2 separate regions of the Homo sapiens genome follow, and region 2 is linked to region 1. A link is an interaction called in ENCODE POLR2A ChIA-PET data of the cell type or tissue named here. Cell type or tissue: PC-9. All regions are shown on one strand. Links, peaks and the distances in the headings refer to the core of each region. The heading gives the core; the rest is flanking DNA.

Evidence for each region. ChIA-PET counts read pairs that join two places held together with the same protein. Peaks named below come from ENCODE experiments on the same cell type or tissue, not always from the same donor. Only the 100,000 strongest peaks of a DNase experiment are listed, where the experiment ranks them.
Region 2: POLR2A ChIA-PET joins it to region 1 with 20 read pairs; 3 of 35 experiments call an interaction of 5 or more read pairs at or near these places.

What each region holds. Positions count from the first base shown.
Region 1 is chr11:64,729,554-64,736,625 of GRCh38, reverse strand. RASGRP2 (RAS guanyl releasing protein 2) reads left to right here. Exons shown (of 17, transcript NM_001098671.2): 10 at 646-723; 11 at 962-1,084; 12 at 1,399-1,514; 13 at 6,432-6,573; 14 at 6,828-6,864. Among named protein-coding and RNA genes, the nearest start is that of NRXN2, 9.9 kb to the right of the region's middle. In PC-9, for the core only: no CTCF peak of the experiment used is centred there; no DNase peak of the experiment used is centred there; H3K27me3 peaks cover 1,637 bases.
Region 2 is chr11:64,379,302-64,391,519 of GRCh38, reverse strand. It overlaps LOC124902688 (a long non-coding RNA gene), which reads right to left and starts at 4,413. Exons shown (of 2, transcript XR_007062718.1): 1 at 4,155-4,413; 2 at 1,207-1,394. RefSeq lists an enhancer at 11,708-12,218. In PC-9, for the core only: no CTCF peak of the experiment used is centred there; a DNase peak (open chromatin) is centred at 4,949.

The sequences.
Region 1 (7,072 bases), core at 1,162-6,161:
TGGGGTTTGGAGTGGATGCTGAGAAGGGGTCCAGGCTCTGGTTGGGGCTGTGGACTGAGGTCTGATCTCCAGGCTGGTATGTGGACTGTGGGCAGTTTGAACTGGGCCTGGGTCCCGGGTTGAGTTCTGGCAATGGGCTGTGTTCTAGGGCTGGGCCAAGCTCTGCATTCTGTGGGCAGGGGTGGTTTCTAAGCATGGCCCTGGGCTCGGAGTGAAGTTCTGGGCTTGGCTTTACACTTGGTCTTGGGGTCTAGGGTGGGAGTTGGGTTCTGGTTTAGATCCAGACAAGGTTCTAGACATTGGGCTGGGGCTTAAGTGTTAAGGTTTGGAGTGGATTCTTAGCTGCTTCTGGGCTCTGGAGGGGATCAGGGTTGAAATCAGAGCTTCTGGCTGGGTTCCGACCTGGCTTCTTCCCTGACATCTTGGCAATATGTTGTGTTCAAGGTTTGGGGCCATGCTGTGGTTTGATCTGTGCGCTGGGATGACATGGGGGTTGCTGTGCTGTGTTCTAAGCCAGGCTTTGTCCTGAGTCTAGCTTCTGACCCGAGCTCTGAGCTGAGCTGTGGCCTCTAGGTCGACCTTTGGCCCTGGGCTCTGTGGCTGTGGGCAGGGGCCAGTGGGGGTGATCAGATCTGTGTGTCCCAGGTGTCTCTGGATCAGTATCAGACGGAGGATGAGCTGTACCAGCTGTCCCTGCAGCGGGAGCCGCGCTCCAAGTCCTCGGTGAGGGGGTACTCCCTCCTCTCCACTCTGCCCTTCCCTCCTGAGAATCCCAGGATGTGAGGATGGGAAGAGCTCTTAGCAGCCACCTCACCCATCCATCTTGTAGGACAGAGGCATCCTGGGGGTAGGGCAGTAGTGTTGGGCAGACTTCCCTCTCCCAGGGATTCCCCTCTCTGTTCCCCGGGGCTCTGGGCTTCCCCTGCCTCTGGCCCTAGCTCAGGCCCGACCATTTCCATAGCCAACCAGCCCCACGAGTTGCACCCCACCACCCCGGCCCCCGGTACTGGAGGAGTGGACCTCGGCTGCCAAACCCAAGCTGGATCAGGCCCTCGTGGTGGAGCACATCGAGAAGATGGTGGAGGTGAGCTCCTGCGGAGCCTGAGCAGTGTGTGGGGAGAGGCCAGTTTGCCGGAGCACTGCCCTGGAAGCCAGCACGAGTGTCCTGTTCAAGACCCAGCACTCAGCCCCTAGGAGTCACAGGGCCTGGCAGGCCAGCTGCACGGGGCTGAAGTGCCCCTGGGTAGGGTGGGGGTGGAGGTATGGAACGGGGGTGGTGTCAGAGACCTCTCTGAGACACACCTCATCAAATGGACTGGGAACGTGGGAAGGGACAGGACCTGATGTCCCCTTTACTCTCCCCTCTTCTGGCTCTGCGTGTCCCTCTGCGTGCCCCAGTCTGTGTTCCGGAACTTTGACGTCGATGGGGATGGCCACATCTCACAGGAAGAATTCCAGATCATCCGTGGGAACTTCCCTTACCTCAGCGCCTTTGGGGACCTCGACCAGAACCAGTGAGGAGGGCTGGGGACCTGGGGGAGAGGGAAGGCAACTCAGCCCACTTCTGCCTGGGCTTCAGTTTCTTGTGTGCAAGATGAGGTCACTGAGCCAGATGATCTTGGCCTGGGAAGCTGCCAGTGTGGGAAAGGGCACTTGCTTTTGTGGGGAGGAGAGGCTGCCAGCTGTGGAGGCGCAGTGGTATCTCACAAATTCAGACAGATGGGGGGCTCCACCTGAGTCTTGCAAAGACTGTGACCTGGGGACTGTGGCTACAAAAGTGCTGTTTTATTTGTGGAGCTCACAGCTGTCAAGAAGTGTGGGCAACTTGAGCTCCTGGATAGTCTGTTCTAATGAATAGATAAGAAAGGTTTGTAATTAGCAGTACCCAGTTGTTTATCAACAGTTCATATGCTGACAATTTGGAAAAACAGCTGGTTCTCTGAAGTAGGTTAAACATGCCCCCTGAAGCCAGATTCATGCCCTATTTTTGCTGAGCAGAAAAAACTCCATTCAAAATTTAAAGTCCATCTCAGGTCGATTTATTTTTTAATGTTACCTGTATTTCAAAAATCTGTTGTTTTTTATTTCCACATTACAAAAATCCACGGTAAAATAAAATCTAGGTGGTAAAATAAATTTATAGTGAACAAAATGTTTAAAGTAAGAAGTGAGAGGCCAGGTGCGGTGCCTCACGCCTGTAATCCTAGCACTTTGGGAGACTGAGTTGGCAGGATCAATTCAGGCCAGGAGTTTGAGCCCAGCCTGGGCAACAGAGTAAGACCCTGTCTCTACAAAAATTATTATTATTATTTTTGAGACAGAGTCTCACTCTGTTGCCCAGGCTGGAGTGCAGTGGTACAATCTCGGCTCGCTGCAACCTCCACTTCCTGGGTTCAAGTGATTCTCCTGCTTCAGCTTCCTGAGTAGCTGGGATTACAGGCATGCATCACCGTGCCTGGCTAATTTTTGTATTTTTAGCAGAGATGGGGTTTTACCATGTTGGCCAGGCTGGTCTCAAACTCTTGACCTCAAGTGATCTACCTGCCTTGGCCCCCCAAAGTGCTAGGATTACAGGCATGAGCTACTGCTCCTAGCCTAAAAAAATTTTTTTTGGGCATGGGTGGCACGTGCCTGTAGTCCCAGCTACTCAGGAGGCTGAGGCAGGAGGAACCCTTGAGCCCAGGAGGTTGAGACTGCAGTGAGCTGTCATCACACCACTGCACTTCAGCCTGGGTGACTGCGCGAGATCACCCCCATCAAAAAAAAAAAAAAGAAAAAAAAAGGAAGAAATGAAAGTCCCCTCTTTCCTTTTCCACTGGTAGAAGTTGCCATGATTAAGCACTGTTAACAATATTAAGCTTGGCAGTATGTGGATTCTTCCAGTCTTCTTTTCCCAGGCAGGTGCACATTGATAGAGATTTTGTTTGTTTGGTGTCTGTTTCATGGACAAACAGGATTAGAGCATAAATCTAGTTCTGCTTGTGGCTTTTATCATAGCTGCTTTATTTCTTCTCCCAGATTTTAGGCAGAGGTAGTTGAGTTCCATGTTTTCTCCCTGGGTTGGTGGGTGGATTTTTATCTAGACCACCTTTTCAGTGAGAATGACCCTTTGAGACGATGGAGGCCTCAGCTTCATGCAGCGGTCTCAGCCTTAACCCTCCACCTCCTGCAGGCCCCAGGCTGTGTGTGTGTGTGTGTGTGTGTGTGTGTGTGTGTGTGTGTGTGTGTGTTGGTGAGGGGGAAGCCCTGGTTGGGTATCAAAACCTAGCACCTGGTTCGGCAGGAGGGAGACCAGCACCGGCTCCCAGGACCAGGCCCAGCTCACCACTTCATTGTAAAGCTCCCTCTTTGTTTCTGGAACTTGGGTGTTTCCATTTCTTTCTTACAAAATTATCTATGCATTTACAGCAATTGTTGATATATCTTTAGGCAGCATCTAGGTACTTGTAGTGGGTTCTCTTTTTTCTTTTTTCTTTTTTTTAATCACCCTCTCTTTTTTTTGAGACAGAGTCTCACTCTGTCGCTCAGGCTGGAGTGCAATAGCGCGATCTTGGCTCACTGCAACCTCTGCCTCCCAGGTTCAAGTAATTCTCATGCCTCAGCCTCCCAAGTAGCTGAGATTACAGGCACTGGCCACCAGACCCGGCTAATTTTTTTTTCTTTTCCTTTTTTTTGAGACGGAGTTTTGCTCTTTGTTGCCCAGGCTGGAGTACAGTGGTGTGATCTCGGCTCACTGCAACCTCCGCCTCCCGGGTTCAAGTGATTCTCCTGTCTCAGCCTCCCGAGTAGCTGGGATTACAGGCGCGCGCCACCATGCCTGGCTAATTTTGTATTTTTTTTTTTTTGAGACAGAGTCTCACTCTGTCACCCAGACTGGAGTGCGGTGGCGCGATCTCGGCTCACTGCAAGCTCTGCTTCCCGGGTTCATGCCATTCTCCTGCCTCAGCCTCCGGAGTAGCTGGGACTACAAGCACCCACCACCGTGCCCGGCTAATTTTTTGTATTTTTAGTAGAGACGGGGTTTCACCGTGGTCTCGACCTCCAGACCTCGTGATCCACTAGCCTCAGCCTCCCAAAGTGCTGGGATTACAGGCGTGAGCCACCTCACCCAGCCTAATTTTGTATTTTTAGTAGAGATGGGGTTTCACCATGTTGCGCAGGCTGGTATTGAACTTCTGACCTCAGGTGATCCGCCCGCCTCGGCCTCCCGAAGTTCTGGGATTATAGGCGTGAGCCACCGCACCTGGCCTAATTTTTGTATTTTTAGTAGAGATGGAGTTTTACCTTGTTGGCCAGGCTGGTCTTGAACTCCTGACCTCACCTCAGGTGATCTGCCCACCTCGGCCTCCCAAAGTGCTGGGATTACAGGCATGAGCCACTGTGCACCCGGCCTAAAAATCACCATCTTGACAGAACTTCACGCCTTGCTTTTTGTTTTTTTTCATCTTTGTGCTTGTTTTCCACTTAACCCTTGATCACAGACATCTTTCCATGTGGATTCATGTAGAACTACCTCATTCGTTAGAACAGCTGCAGAGTATTCCACTGTGCGGTTAGTCCATCATTTCCCTAACCATCCTCCTGCTGATGGACAGTTAGACTGTTCCAGTTTTTCAGTATGATTCTATGCCAGGCTGCCATGAACGTCCTTTTACTGATCCACTCAGGCCAGTATTTCTGTAGGAGAAATTCCTAGAAGTGGGATAATTGGATCAAAAGATATGCACATTCTAAATTAGGAGAGAGACTGCCAAACTGACCTCAGACAAGGTTGTACCAGTTTGCACCCCCATCAGCAGCGTACAAGTGCCTGCTTCCCAACTTCCTCGCCAACAGTGGATGCTATAAAAAGCTTCACAATTTTGCCAGTCTCATTGGCAAATGGTATCTTGGTTAAATTTGCATTTCTTTAATACTAATGGGGGTAGGGTATCTTTTCATATGTTTATTGGCCATTTATTTCTTCTGTCAATTGCCTGTTCTGATTCCTTGTCCATTATTCTACTGGGTTTGTTGGTCTTTTTCTCATTGATTTTTAGAATCTCTGTTAATGGATATTAACCCTTTGCTGTTGAATGTGTTTGCAAATATTTTCTCCCTGTCTGTCATTTATGTTGTCTTTTTCCATATAAAATTTAAAAACTTTTGTGTGCTCAATATGTCAGTCTTTTCCTTTCTGGCTTCTTGGATTTGTGTTCTGTGTAGAAAGGCCCTCAGCCCCTCAAGATTATAAAATTATTATATCTTTTCTTTTTTTTTTTTTTTTCTGAGACAGGGTGTCTTGCCATGTCACCCAGGCTGGAGTGCAGTGGCATGATCTTGGCTCGCTGCAACCTCCACCTCCCAGGTTCAAGTGATTCTCGTGCCTTAGCCTCCCGAGTAGCTGGGATTATAGGTGCCTGCCACTATGCCTGGCTAATTTTTTGTATTTTTAGTAGAGACGGGGCTTTGCCATGTTGGCCAGGCTGGTCTCGAACTCCTGACCTCGTGATCCACCCGCCTTGGCCTCCCAAAGTGCTGGGACTACAGGCGTAAGCCACTGTGCTCGGCCCTATATTTTTTTCAGATAGCCAGTTATCCTAATGCTCCCTTGATTTGATGGACCACCTGGATCACACATTATGAGCCCCCTCATAAGCAGGTGGGAGTCTCAAGCGAGGGCCAGTCCCGATGGGAATAGCACTTGGTGGCTGAGGACCCTCCTATCTGTGCAGACACTGTTGTAAAACTTCACATGCATCATCTAATTTAATCCTCACCAAAATCCTATGAAATGTAGGAATGATCATTACACCCATTTATAGATAAGGAAACGGAGGGACAGGGAGATTACTCCGCTACAGGTCAAGAGGCAGGGAAGTAGAGCTGCGATTTGAACTGAGGTCTGTGTCTAGAACACGTGCTCATTCTTTCCCTAAAATGTATTCATAGGTGAAAAAGGGCTTCTGCGGAAAGCCCTGGGTTATGTGGGAAACCCTGGATTTACAGCTGTCTTTCCAGCAGGATGATGCAGGAGAGAGAGGGATGCGATTTCTCCCAATCTCTCCTGGTCCCAGAACTCATTAGAGAGTTCTCCCTGCTGAGGGCTCCCGACTGGTGTTGCACACAGTACACTTCGGGAGCCCGAGGCTGATGGTTCCATGGAAAGTACACAGTCATTTTAGTTTGCACACCAAGTGTGAAGTGGGCAGGACAGGCCACTGTTCTGAGAAGGAACCCAGGGAAAGGGACTGGCCCAAGACCACACACTGGTTAGCGGCACTTCCCACATCTGCCTGACCCCTAGTCCAGTGCCGCCTTTTCTTTACTCTGCAACAGGAGTCCAAAATCAGGAGTTCCATGAGGACACTGGGAACAGTGGGATGGGTTAGGCCAGCGGTGGATGGTTCTGGGGAGGGCCCGAGCTGAAGCGCCCCCGCAACTCCCCACAGGGATGGCTGCATCAGCAGGGAGGAGATGGTTTCCTATTTCCTGCGCTCCAGCTCTGTGTTGGGGGGGCGCATGGGCTTCGTACACAACTTCCAGGAGAGCAACTCCTTGCGCCCCGTCGCCTGCCGCCACTGCAAAGCCCTGGTGAGAGTCCCTTTCCCGGCTCACGGCCCAAGCCACGCCCCTCCAGCCCCGGCCCCGCCCTCCCTTCTGGCCCCGCCTCTGCCAGAGCCCTTCTCAAGCCAGGAAAACCTGGTAATTCTATTTGCCTCTCCTCCTGTGGTTCTGCCCGGGGCCCTGAGGCGGGCTCTAAAGCCCTAGTCTCACCCTCAAGAAGGAAGAAGTAGAGTCATCACCTCTAAATCCCTCCTCCCACCACGGCCCCTCCTCTATTGCAGATCCTGGGCATCTACAAGCAGGGCCTCAAATGCCGAGGTGAGATGGAATGACTGGAAGGGCTGCTGGGCAGTGTTTTTTTTTTTTGTTTGTTTGTTTGGGAGAGTTACTGTTTTGGTGGGGCAATTGCCAAGGAGTGAAGTACCTTAAAATCAGAGGCGCATGGCCGGGCATGGTGGCTCAAGCCTGTAATCCCAGCACTTTGGGAGGCCGAGGCGCGCAGATCACCTGAGGTCAGGAGTTCAAG
Region 2 (12,218 bases), core at 2,833-7,832, 350 kb after region 1:
CACTGCCTCCTCCCTGAGGGTCCCTCCCTTTGGCACCCGCCACCTTATCTCCAGAGAGGCCACCGTGGCACAGAGCCCCAGGCTCCACAGGTGGCTACTGACCGTCACCCACCTCTGGGCCAAGTCCACTCTCTTTTTGTTTTCTTTTCTTTTCTTTTTTTTTTTTTTTTTTTTTTTTTTTGAGACAGAGTCTTGCTCTGCCCCCCAGGCTGGAGTGCAGTGGTGCAATCGCAGCTCACCGCAACCTCCACCCACTGGGCTCATGTGGTTTTCCTGCCTCAGCCTCCCAAGTAGCTGGGACTACAGGCGCGGGCCACCACTAAATCTTTGTATTTTTTTAGTAGAGATGGGGTTTCACCATGTTGGCCAGGCTGCTCTCGAACTCCTGACCTCAATTCATCCACCTGCCTCGGCCTCCCTAAATGTTGGGATTACAGGTGTGAGCCACCACACCCGGCCCCAAGTCCACTCTCATTCTTGCCCTGCCCCCTGTGGGCCACAGGACAGCCCTCTGTAGTAACCACTGAAGTCTGGTAAATGAACAACCTCAGCCCCTTGGAAGTCCCAAGAGATCCCAGCAGCTTCCCCTGCCTTGTCACCGCACCTGAAGAATGGTGGTGTGTGGTGGAAGGAGTACAGCCCTGCTCTGGGCCATCGGCTACCTGCATGTCCCCTCTGCTGGAGCCACAGGCCCCTCTGTTGGGCCAGTGTCCACATCCCACACCACAGCCAGGCCAGGCTTCTTTAGAAGCTCCCCATCACTGAGCCAACTTCCTCTGCCAGTTACACATATCACCCAGATGGGGTGATTTCTTACTGCAGAACACTTTGTTAATTGACACACCATTGAACTGAGCTGATGACTCCCGTGACTTGGTATCCTTAGTCCCTGATATGTTTTGGCTGTGTCCCCACCCAAATCTCATCTTGAATTGTAGTTTCCATAATCCCCACATGTAGTGGGAGGGACCTGGTGGGAGGTAATTGAATCATGGTGGTGGTTACCCCCATGCTATTCTCATAATAGTGAGTGAGTTCTCATGAGATTTGATGGTTCTATAAGGGGCTTTCCATCTTTGCTCATTCTTCTCTCTCCTGCTGCCCTGTGAAGAAGGACGTGTTTGCTTTCCCTTCTCTCATTATTGTAAGTTTCCTGAGGCCTCCCCAGCTCTGGGAACTGTGAGTCAATTAAACCTTTTTCCTTTGTAAATTACAGAGTCTCAGGTATGTCTTTATTAACAGTATGAGAACAGACTAATACAGTACCAATATCTTTTCCTGATTCACTCATGGCACCTGAAGATGGGAAGAAGTAGCACAGACACAGCTGTGATTTCCGGCCCCTCTATGAGCTGCATGCTGACCCTTGGACATGAAGATTCTCTCTCTTGGCTCTGGAAGGTGCCAAGAAATAAAATGATAAATGGAGATGCAGCCTGGCTAAAGGACAGTTCAGCAGTAGGGTGGACTTCAGGGTTGGTTCGATCCAGCAGCTCAGCTGTGTCCTCAGGACTTGACCTCTTCCCTCTCTCCTCTGTCATCCATAGCCTCAGCTGGACCCTGAGGTATGGTGTCCTTGGGGTGACAGGCTGGCTGCCAGCTGCCATTAGGGCTAGGTGCTTCCTCATCTGTGACCAGCAGAAATGGGTGAGCATCTATCCCAGCATCCCGTGCATTCCAGCAACTGACCTAGAGCAAGCTTGGAGGGACCAGAAAGCACAAGTGGGAGGAACAGGAGCTGGGTAAGCTACACACACTACACAAAATCACAGATCAAAGCCACTTGGTCCTGGGCCAGGCTCAGAGTCCATGCTCAAATATCAGCTACCACTTTTATTCTATGTAAGTCAATATTTGGGCTAATAATGAGCCCATCTTCCCTTGAAGCTAACAGTCTAAGGGATGGTGAGATGACATAAAAAGACACCTGGAGTCTCCACCAATGACTGGCCTCATCATCACATGCAAGACCTCCCCGTACCTTCTCCATCTGCAAAATGAGGGTTAAAATATCTCCTCACCAAACTCACAGGAGAAATCATGCTTTATAAATGCAGAGATGTTGGCCATGAGGCTTCTGATCCTTGCTACAGGCTTTCAGATCTTTATTCTGAGCATTGGCAACAACACGTTTCTGAGAACATCTCCTTTGGCAAATGGTAGGTCAGGCAGAGCTGCTTCAACAGAAGATGTTTTTGCTTTCAAAAAAAAAAAATTGTGTATGCCTTTTAATCCAAATGGCTGAATTGCTGATTCAATCAGCAAACATGGAACAGACTGAGAAAGTGCAGCGTGAGCTCCGAGACAGCAAAGAGGGCCATGAACTTCAAGGATGTTTATGGAGCGATTGCTGAAACCAGCTTTCTGAAGAGGTAAGTCTCCACCAGGCAACAGGGAGGCACGATGCGGGAGTGCCGTGGGATTTACGATGTTCATTAAGTCCATCAGCTTCCAACTCCCTCTGCAACCTGCATGTCCAGCTCGGCTACCCGGGGCACAAACAAGCTCTCCAGCTAAATTACCAAGATTCTTAGTGCCCGGCTGCACACCCACAGAGCACAGCCCACCTCAGCACCTGCCACCCCTGGGGATTCCAGGGCATGTTGAGTGTCTCCCACATGCTCAGGTCCAAGCCCACACCTGGCTTCCACCTGGCCCCATCCTCTCTGCATCCCCTGCTTCTGCTGGCCTCCAGTGTTCCCAGGCTGCCAGTCCTAGAGAGTCAAGGTTAGGCTAGGGTTGGGGCAGAAACACACGACTTTGTGCTGTCCCATAGCTGCACTGTTCTTTGTCACCCAGGCCAGAAGGGACACTGCCTGAGCCCAGAAGTTTGCTACCACTCCCAGAAACAGATCCCCAGGCCCCAGCCCAGCCGTCACTTCGCAGCATCCACCTCCACCATTCTTGCTGCCCCTTCCCCTCCCAGGGCACCTCTGCACCAAACGACTTCATTCTCCTCCTCCAGTTCTGAGAGATAAAACCAGCGGGCATGCCCGTTCCTGCAAACAGGACCAAGCCAACACAAGGCCCCCAGGCCCACAAAAAGCAGGCTCTGTTCCCAGTACAGATGCCTCAGGGACACCCTGCTATATCCATGTCAAACTTCCCTTTATTCATGAATAGAGATGGGAAGTGAGGCATCAGGTGTGCTCAAAAGCTTTGCTATCGGTTAAGAATTGCACCTGGCTACAAGCTACAGAGAATCAAAATAACAGTGGCTATAATAAGGGAGAGGTTAAATTTTGCTCTCATGTGAAAAGAAGTCTAGAGTTAGCCAGCCCAGGGTTGATACAGCAGGTCCACAGCCATCAGTGACCCAGGCTCATTCTATCTTGCTCTCTGCCATCATTAACATGAGGCTCCCATCCTTGGGGCTACCTCATGATCCCAAAATGGCTACTGCAGCTCCAGACATCACATCCACATTTCAGGCAGCAGAGAGTAGGAAGGGGCAAGGCAAAAGGACATGCCTCTCAGCTTAGCCTCCTTTGGAGAGCTTTCCCAGAAACCATACTCAATAACCTTTGCTTACATCTTATAGGCCTATTTCTGAAAGGCTAGGAAATGTGATATTATAAAAAGCCCATTGACACCCAACACTATAGCTTTTGTGTTGCTAAGGAAGCTAAGGAAGACAGGAGTATAGAAAATACCAGCCTTGGCCATACTTTTTTTTTTTTTTTTTTTTTTTTTGAGACAGAGTCTCGCTCTTCCGCCCAGGCTGGAGTGCAGTGGCACGATCTCGGCTCATTGCAACCTCCACCTCCCAAGTTCAAGTGATTCTCCTGCCTCAGCCTCCAGAGTAGCTGGGATTACAGGCATGCACCACTATGCCTGGCTAATTTTTGTATTTTTGGTAGAGACAGGATTACACATGTTAACCAGGCTGGTATGGAACACCTGGCCTCAAGCGATCCGCCCACCTTGGCCTCCCAAAATGCCAGGATTACAGGCATAAGCCACTGCACCTGGCCAGCCATACTTTCTACAGAGCTAATAAAACTAAGAGGATAGGGGCCCAAACTAATCTCCCTCCTGGATGCTTGTGGAGAATAATACAACAGTGATTATGACATCAAAAAAGAGGAGGCAAAGTGTCAGATGTTCTCAGCCCATTCTACACCTGGGATGCAGCACTGTTTTGTGGTGCTTACCTTAACAAATCTGCTATCATATTCCGCTGCTGACAGCCGGTGGTCTACTGGGACCTCAGCGTCTTCATCTCTTGAGTGTTCACACAATTGATTCCTCCTCACCCATCTTTCATTTGTGTTCTTTGCTTTTCTCCTTGAAACAGTTTAATTTCATGGGCTGCATGATGATGTTTTGGACAGTGTGGGACCATATATTCCATGGTGGTCCTATAGGATTATAATGGAGGCTGGGTGTGGTGGCTCACACCTATAGTCCTGGCACTTTGGGAAGCTGAGGTGGCCAGATCACTTCAGGCCAGGAGTTCGATACCAGCCTGGCTAACATGGTTGGGACTTGGGAGGCCAAAGCAGGAGGATTGCTTGAAGCGAGGAGTTTGACTACAGCCTGGGCAACATAGCAAGAGGTTGTCTGTATGCTTTTATTTTTTGAAAGAAAGGAAGGAAGGAAGGAAGGAAGGAAGGAAGGGAGGGAGGGAGGGAGGGAGGGAGGGAGGGAGGGAGGGAGGGAAAGAAAGAAAGAAAGAAAGAAAAGAAAAATAACAAAAATAAAAGATTATAAGGGAGCTGAAAAATTTTTCTCATCTAGTGATGTCATTCATAGCCATCATATCATCATAGTGCAATGTGCCACCTTTTCTATGATTAGATACATTTAGATACGCAAATACCATTCTATTCCAATTGCCTCTGCTACTCAGCACTTCCTGCCATACAGGCTTGTGGTGTGGGAGCAATCAGCTGTACCATCTAGCCTAGCTGTGTTGCGGGCTACCCATCCAGGTTTGTGTAAGTGCACTCTGATGTTCACACAGTGATGAAATCACCTAACAATGCATTTCTCAGAACGTGTCCCCATGGCTAAGTGACTCATGGCTGTATTCTGGAATCTTGTCATTCCAGACCACAGTCTTCACATTGAGGTACCAAGTTGTGGATCAGAATGGAAAGCTAGGCTATGATGAGGGACAGTGCGCTGTCACATGACTGACATGATTTATTTCACAAAGACAGCAAATGGAGCTGCCATGCCACCTCCAGCAAAGAGAGCCCGGGGCTGGCGTCTATGGAGCTCTAGGCTCTGCAGAGTCGGAGCGAGAACCAGATCCTTGGGGCAAAGAGAGCTAAAACGGATTGCAGAGGAAAGCGAACCACCACACATCTGCTAGAAAGAAATATCTCTTAGGCAGGAGATAACCTTGAGAGGCAGCATAACCGCTCAACCACTGTGGTTAAGGGCTTAGTTCTCAAGTAGGGAGGCCCAGGCTCTAGGGCCAATGCCTGTGGATGCCTTTGTGTGACCTTGGACAATTTACTTTCTCTCTCCAAGCCTCATTTTCTTCATCCACAACATGGAAACAATTGCAGATGATGATAATGTAGAACCTGTTCATGAAAGGAAATTATAGACAGTGCTGGGCCCGGTGCCTGGCTCCTGGTACAGAGAAGGATTCAGTAATAACATTGGCCATGACTATTAACAACAGCAGCAGCAGGGATCCTATGTGTGACCTTCTACCTGTGTGGCACAGGGCCTGGCACATCATGAGGCTCAATAAATGGGCTCAACGTCATCGCTACTCTTGTTGTTATTAAAGGAAATAGCCAGAAAGTGCTTCCTCTTTCCACAGGCAACCACGGACACTTTCTCTGGACTTGACTCACTCAGGCAAGAAGAACCTTCCGGGCTGAGCTTCCAAGCCCCAGCCAGGGGAGATGCAGGGCACGGAAGACCCCGCTGAGGCAGATTGGAGAGCTCGGAGCTGCAGAGTCTGTTTGGCATCTGCAACTCTCTCGGTGGAGAAACGCCTGCCCCCGCTAAGCAGTCAGTGCCTGCCTGGTCTCACTGGCTCCCAGGCAGCTTCTCCCCACCTCCCCTCTGTGTCCAGTGTGCTCCCGGCAGCCTGCCTTATGACAGGTCTACAGGGACATCTGTTGGTGAGCAGGCCCTGCCAGATACCTGTTGACCCCCGCTGGGCAGGAAAAATAACACAGAGAGGCTCTGAGGACCTGTGAATGGTGTGGTGGGAGTGGGGGACATAGCAGACACCCCTTACTCTGTAGAATACCAGCTTTCCACTAAAGTGGGTGATGGCAGGGAATTCTGGCAGAGAATACTGGTTTCTGAGAGCTCCTAGTATAAAATTGGATCTGTGTCCCTATGGAAAATTCCACATTACAGCAAGTGTGGCCCAGGGAGGGAGAAAGCCTCAGCTGGGCATCACGGGAATTGGTTTTGCCAGTCGGCAGCCCTGTGGCTCTGGCTAAGTCCCTTCCCCTCTGTGCCTCGGTCTCCCCATTAGGAAAGTTCAGGAGGTTCATGAGATGAGATCTGTGGCTCCATAGCTTGAATATACACCATGGAAGGTTGCTTTTTGGTTGTTTTTGAGACAGAGTCTTGCTCTGCCACCCAGGCTGAAGTGCAGTGGTACAATCATAGTGCACTGTAACTTTGAACTCCTGGCCTCAAGCAATCCTCCTGCCTCAGCCTCCCAAAGTACTGGGATTACAGGAATGAGTCACTGCACATGACCCTGGGAAGCTTTTTAAAAAGCAGATTCCCAGACTGCACTCCCTGAAATTCTGATTCAGCCGGTTACAGGGGGCCCAGAAACCTGCCTGAGGCTCCTCCCAGAGGACCCCACTCCCTGGCTGCCTCTCAACCTGCAGTTTCAGGCATCCCAGGGTGTCCCACTGTCTCCCAGGCCCCAGGGAGAATCAGAAAGAGTGGGGGCACCGCAGGGAGCAGGCAGGAGGGAGGGGTCACAGAGGCCCTGGCCTGGTGACTGCTGTCTTCAAACCGCCCAGAGCAAACCCACAGAGCTGGCCCGCGCCCCGCCCACCTTCGGTCCAGTGTTATGGGGGAAGCTGTCAGACGCCAGCATCAGTGTGAGGTGCACTTATGGAAACTGCCCTCCCTGACTTTCCCGCTGAAAAGTCCTTAGCTCTGAGGTTTTCAGGAATCTGAAAGGAAAGGCTTCTTTCCATGAAAATGTGCTGAAAGACCACTTCACACCTGCACCTACGCGCCGTCCTGTGGGAGCCAGCCTGAGTCGGCCTGGCTTGAATGGCAACAACCTCCATGCCTCACTCATCCCAGGGGCCCTCCTGCCCTCTGCCTAGGAGGTGTTCCAAGTGCTTGGCATGCATTACTTGACCTTATCTTTGCAATGCCACGAGGCGGCCAACATTATTGCCTCATTTCGTGGATAAGGTTACTAAGGCACAGAGAGGGTCGGTAATTTGCCCAAGGTCACTTAGCTAGGAATTGATGGAGATGGGTTTCACACTCCTTCAGGGAAACTCCTGAAGCTAAGCTTTGAGACCCGCTTCATCTTCTAGCTTAGAGATATAGTCACTACTATTTTCAGCAGAGCCCTTTCCAAACAGAATCTTATATTTGACCCCAGCATAAGAAACACATCAAAGCAAAGCCACTCTGGTTGAAGCGGAGGGACTATCCAGCCATCCAGCCTCCCCTTACCCTGCTCATGGAGACCTCCTCAGAGCACCAGGGTTCTGCAGAACTGAATCTAAGAGTCAATAAAGAAGCCATGGCTCAGAGAGGGAGTGTGCCTTGCCCAAGGCCACACAGCCTGCAGGTGGCAGAGCTGTTGTGACACATGCAGCATCCAGAGAAACACGGGATGTGCAGGGCAGCCTGAGAAAGGGGCCCTGCACACCTGGCCAGCCCACCCTGAGCACCTAGATGGGGAGAGGAGAGCAGTGATGGTCTGGGTTGACCCCAGGCAGGGGGCTTAACTGGGGTTGCTAGGGAATGGCTGAATCTACAAGTATATTCACTTGTTCACTCAACAAACATCGCCAGAGTACCTACTATGTGCCAGGGATGATGTGGCACCAAGGATACAATGGTGAATGATGAGGACAGTCTCGTCCCTCCCCGCCATGCTCATATCCCAGGCAGAGAGACTGATAATTAAACAATGACAACAGGCCAGGTGTGGTAGCTTATGCCTGTAATCCCAGCACTTTGGGAGCCCGAGGTGGGTGGATCACCTGAGGTTAGGAGTTCGAGACCAGCCTGGCCAACATGGTGAAACCCCATCTCTACTAAAAACACAAAAATTAGCTGGGCGTGGTGGTGGACACCTGTAGTCCCAGCTACCTGGGAGACTGAGGCAGAAGAATCGCTTGAACCTGGGAGGCGGAGGTTGCCATGAGCTGAGATCATGCCACTGCACTCCCGCCTGGGCGTCAGAGCGAGACCTTGTCTCCAAAAAAAGAAAAGACAATGACAGCAACACACAGGGACGGCTGCTTCGGTGGGAACTGCTGCCTACTGACGGCACAAAGAGTCGGGGCTTGTAGGCTAGTGGAGGGGTCAGGAGGGGCTGCTCTGAGAAATAAAGCCATCCGAGCATTGACGGATGACATGGCATCAGCCTGGCCAAGAGAAGGGGAAAGCGTGCCCCACAGAGGGAACAGCAAGTGCAAAGGATGAGCACAATGCATTTGAGGACCTGGAAGAGGTTTGATTTGGCCAGAGCAGAGCCCATGGCAGGAGATGGTGAGAAAGGGGACTGGAAAGGTAACAGGGGCCAGGCTGCATGAGTCATGGAAAGAGGCGTGGGCTTTATCCTACAGAAGTTGAAAGATTAGATATGTGTTGCTCTCATTGTTTTAACTCCCCTGGCTTCTATATGGAGGACCGTATGGAGGAGGGGTGGGAGATGCTGGGACATCGTTCGTAGGGAATCGTGGTGTCCAGAGAAGACATGATGGTGATTTGATGTGATGATCACGGGAAGGAGAAGAAGGGACGGTCTGCCAACATCCATCCCTTTCTCCACCTCCTCTGCATCGGGGGAGGGAGGTGAGGAGGGTAGGTGACAAGTCTGGCCAATGACACGGTCAGCAGTGATGTACATCACTTCCAGAATATCCCCACACTCTCCTTCACCCCCATCTCCCTGGGATGGTAATGCTCCCAGGGTAAGCCTGGGAGCCTCGGGCCAAGTCCCTAGAGCCTGGGTCCAAGAGCCCCTGGTTCCCTTTGCCCCACTGGGCTGCAGCAGGAGGGACCTACCACGCCTCTCTGCCCTGAGACAAAGACCAGTCCCCTCTCCAGTAAAAATCCTTATCTCTGGAGAAGGAAGCAGGATGAATGGGGAGGAATCTACAACCACTCCCACATTAATAATGTTCATGCATGCGTACATGCCTGATCGTTCTTTGAGCTCTTCATCTGTTTTTTTTTTTCTTTTTTCTCTATTTCCCCCTTTTCCTTAAACCACGGCCCATTCAAACAGGCAGTACTTGCCTTAGGCGAGGCAGGTGTTAGGTAAAAACACCTGTGGGTGCCGGGCACGGTGGCTCATGCCTGTCATCCCAGCACTTTGGGAGACCGAGGCGAGCGGATCACGAGGTCAGGAGATAGAGACCATCCTGGCCAACATGGTGAAACCTCGTCTCTACTAAAATACAAAAAGTTAGCCCGACATGGTGGTGTGCACCTGTAGTCCCAGCTATTCGGGAGGCTGAGGCAGGGGAATCGCTTGAACCCGGGAGGCAGAGGTCACAGTAAGCCGAGATCATGCCACTGCACTCCAGCCTGGCAACAGAGTGAGACACAGTAAAAAACAAACAAAAAAAAAAAACAAAAAAACTAAACAAACAAACAAAAAACACCGATGGGTCTTCTTAACTTTTGTCCTCCAAAATCCTTTGTCTTGGAGAAAAAAGGAGAGCCAGCCTTGGGCATCCTGAGAGCAGAGATTCCTGCCTCTACTCACAGCAGCCTGCCAAGAGAAAGCCTAGGCCCCAGGGAGGAACCGTGCTGGGGCCTCTCAAAAGGGGGCCCACTAGTGGCTCACCCAGGGTCTCCTGCCCTGAGCGCGCCATGGAAGGATCTTGTGGGCTTTAAGGACTGGAGTGTGGACGTGTCAGAAGTTCCTGTGTGCACCCATGATGGGGGCCCTCCTGGCCCCTACTTGCTGCTCTGGTCCCTCAGAGGTCTCTGCCGCTGTGACAGGACCCTGAGCAGGGTAGGAAGTTCACCAGGAAAATTGGAAGCTACTTTTTCTCTGCCAGTTCAGCCAAGGTCTTGATGTCAGAAACACTGCTGAGTGGTTAAAAACAAGTGGTGGGAGGCGGTGGCTTACACCTGCAATCCCAGCACTTTGGGAGGCCGAAGCGGGCAGATCACTTGAGGTCAGGAGTTTGAGACCAGCCTGGCCAACATAGTGAAAGCTCGTCTCTACTAAAAATACAAAAATTAGCTGGGTGTGGTGGTGCACACTTGTAATTCCAGCTACTTGAGAGGCTGAGGCAGGAGGATCACTTGAACCCAGGAGGCGGAGGTTACAGTGAGCTGAGATTGTGCCACTGCACTCCAGCCTAGGCAACAGAGTAAGACTCCATCTCAAAAAAAAAAAAAAAAGTGATTTTTCTTGCACACCTGAGTCAGTGCCCTGAGCTTCTTACACTTTACACAACAGTTATTAGGGATACCCTCCCCCAGTGACATCTGAGGGCAGCTGCGGAGGGCAGAGTCTTCCCCACAGCAGAGCCGGAGCACCCCTTCTGGGAAGGCTCAGCTTTGGGGAGGAAGGGCTTCCCTTTCCAAGCAGGCCAGGGACTCCCCACACACATCCCAGGCTGCGTCTGCCCTGGAGATGAAGTCACAAGCCAGCCTCAGGGTTACCTCCGGGCTCCAGTCCCCCCAGCCTAGTCCTGCGGTGCTTCTCCCCACAGCCCTTCTTTCCCCACTCACAGGCAAAGCAAGATCCCTGGAGATTCCAGTTCCCGCCTGGCCCTGGTTCTGTCACCGCTCCCCTGACAGCCCCTACATGCCCACAGCGTCAACCAGCACATCACTTCACGGCCAGCGGCCGCCCCGTGCCTGCCCGCGGCTCCCCTCTGCAGCCTCCAGGCCGGCCCCACCCAGTGCGGAGAGTCAGGCCTTCCTGGCCGGGTCTGAATCCCGCATCCCCCGGCTACAATACAGTCCCAGTAGGCAACAGGGTCCCCGTGGAGGGGAATCAACTGAAGAACGAAGTGTTTACTTCAGAGCTTCTACCACGGCGCTGTGTGCTTCCCTCAGAGAGCGACACACTCACACACACTCTCACACTCACGCTCACACACTCACACCCACATACACACACACGCTCACACCCGCACACGTTCACACGCTCACACCCACACACACGTTCAAACCCACACACTCACACGCGTTCACACCCACACACGTCCACACGCTCACACCCACACTCACACGCTCACACCCACGCGTTGACATGCTCACACACACACCCACACACACACGCTCACACCCACACACATGCTCACACATGTGCACTCACACTCAAACTGACACAGCCACACTGACACACACTAACACACATACATACACTCAACACATTGACACATTTACACACATACATACACTGACACACACTGACACATTCTTACACACATTCACACACTCATGCACACACACTGTCACATGCTTACAATCACAACATACTCAGGCTTTGTTCACACTCACACTTATATGTCCACACTGTCACACATGTTCACACATACACTCAAATCACACAAAACACACAGGCTTTGTTCACATACATTCATACACATTCACACTTACACATGCAAACACAATCCTCACAGCACACACCTGCATACACACCCACACACTTGTGCTTACACACACCCACACTCATCCACATTCTCACACTCACGTGCTCACATACACACTCCCATACACCCACACACTCGTGCACTCATGAGTTCGCACTCACATGCTCCCTAGCATCCTCATATTCACTCACACGTCTTCACACGCTCACATAGACACACAGGTGCTCACACACAATCTCACACTGACACACTTATTTACTCACATACGCACACATTCACATACACAAGAGTGTGCTCCCACGCCCATCCTGGCCGCTCCCAGGCAGCTACTGACACACGCCAGGTCGGTGGCGATTCACACTCCGTGCTGAGAGGTATTCAGAGGGTGGGGCGCCATCTGGTCCTCACTTTTCGTGGGGGCGGGGGTAGTGTTCAGAACACTTGGCTCTGGCTGATGCCGGA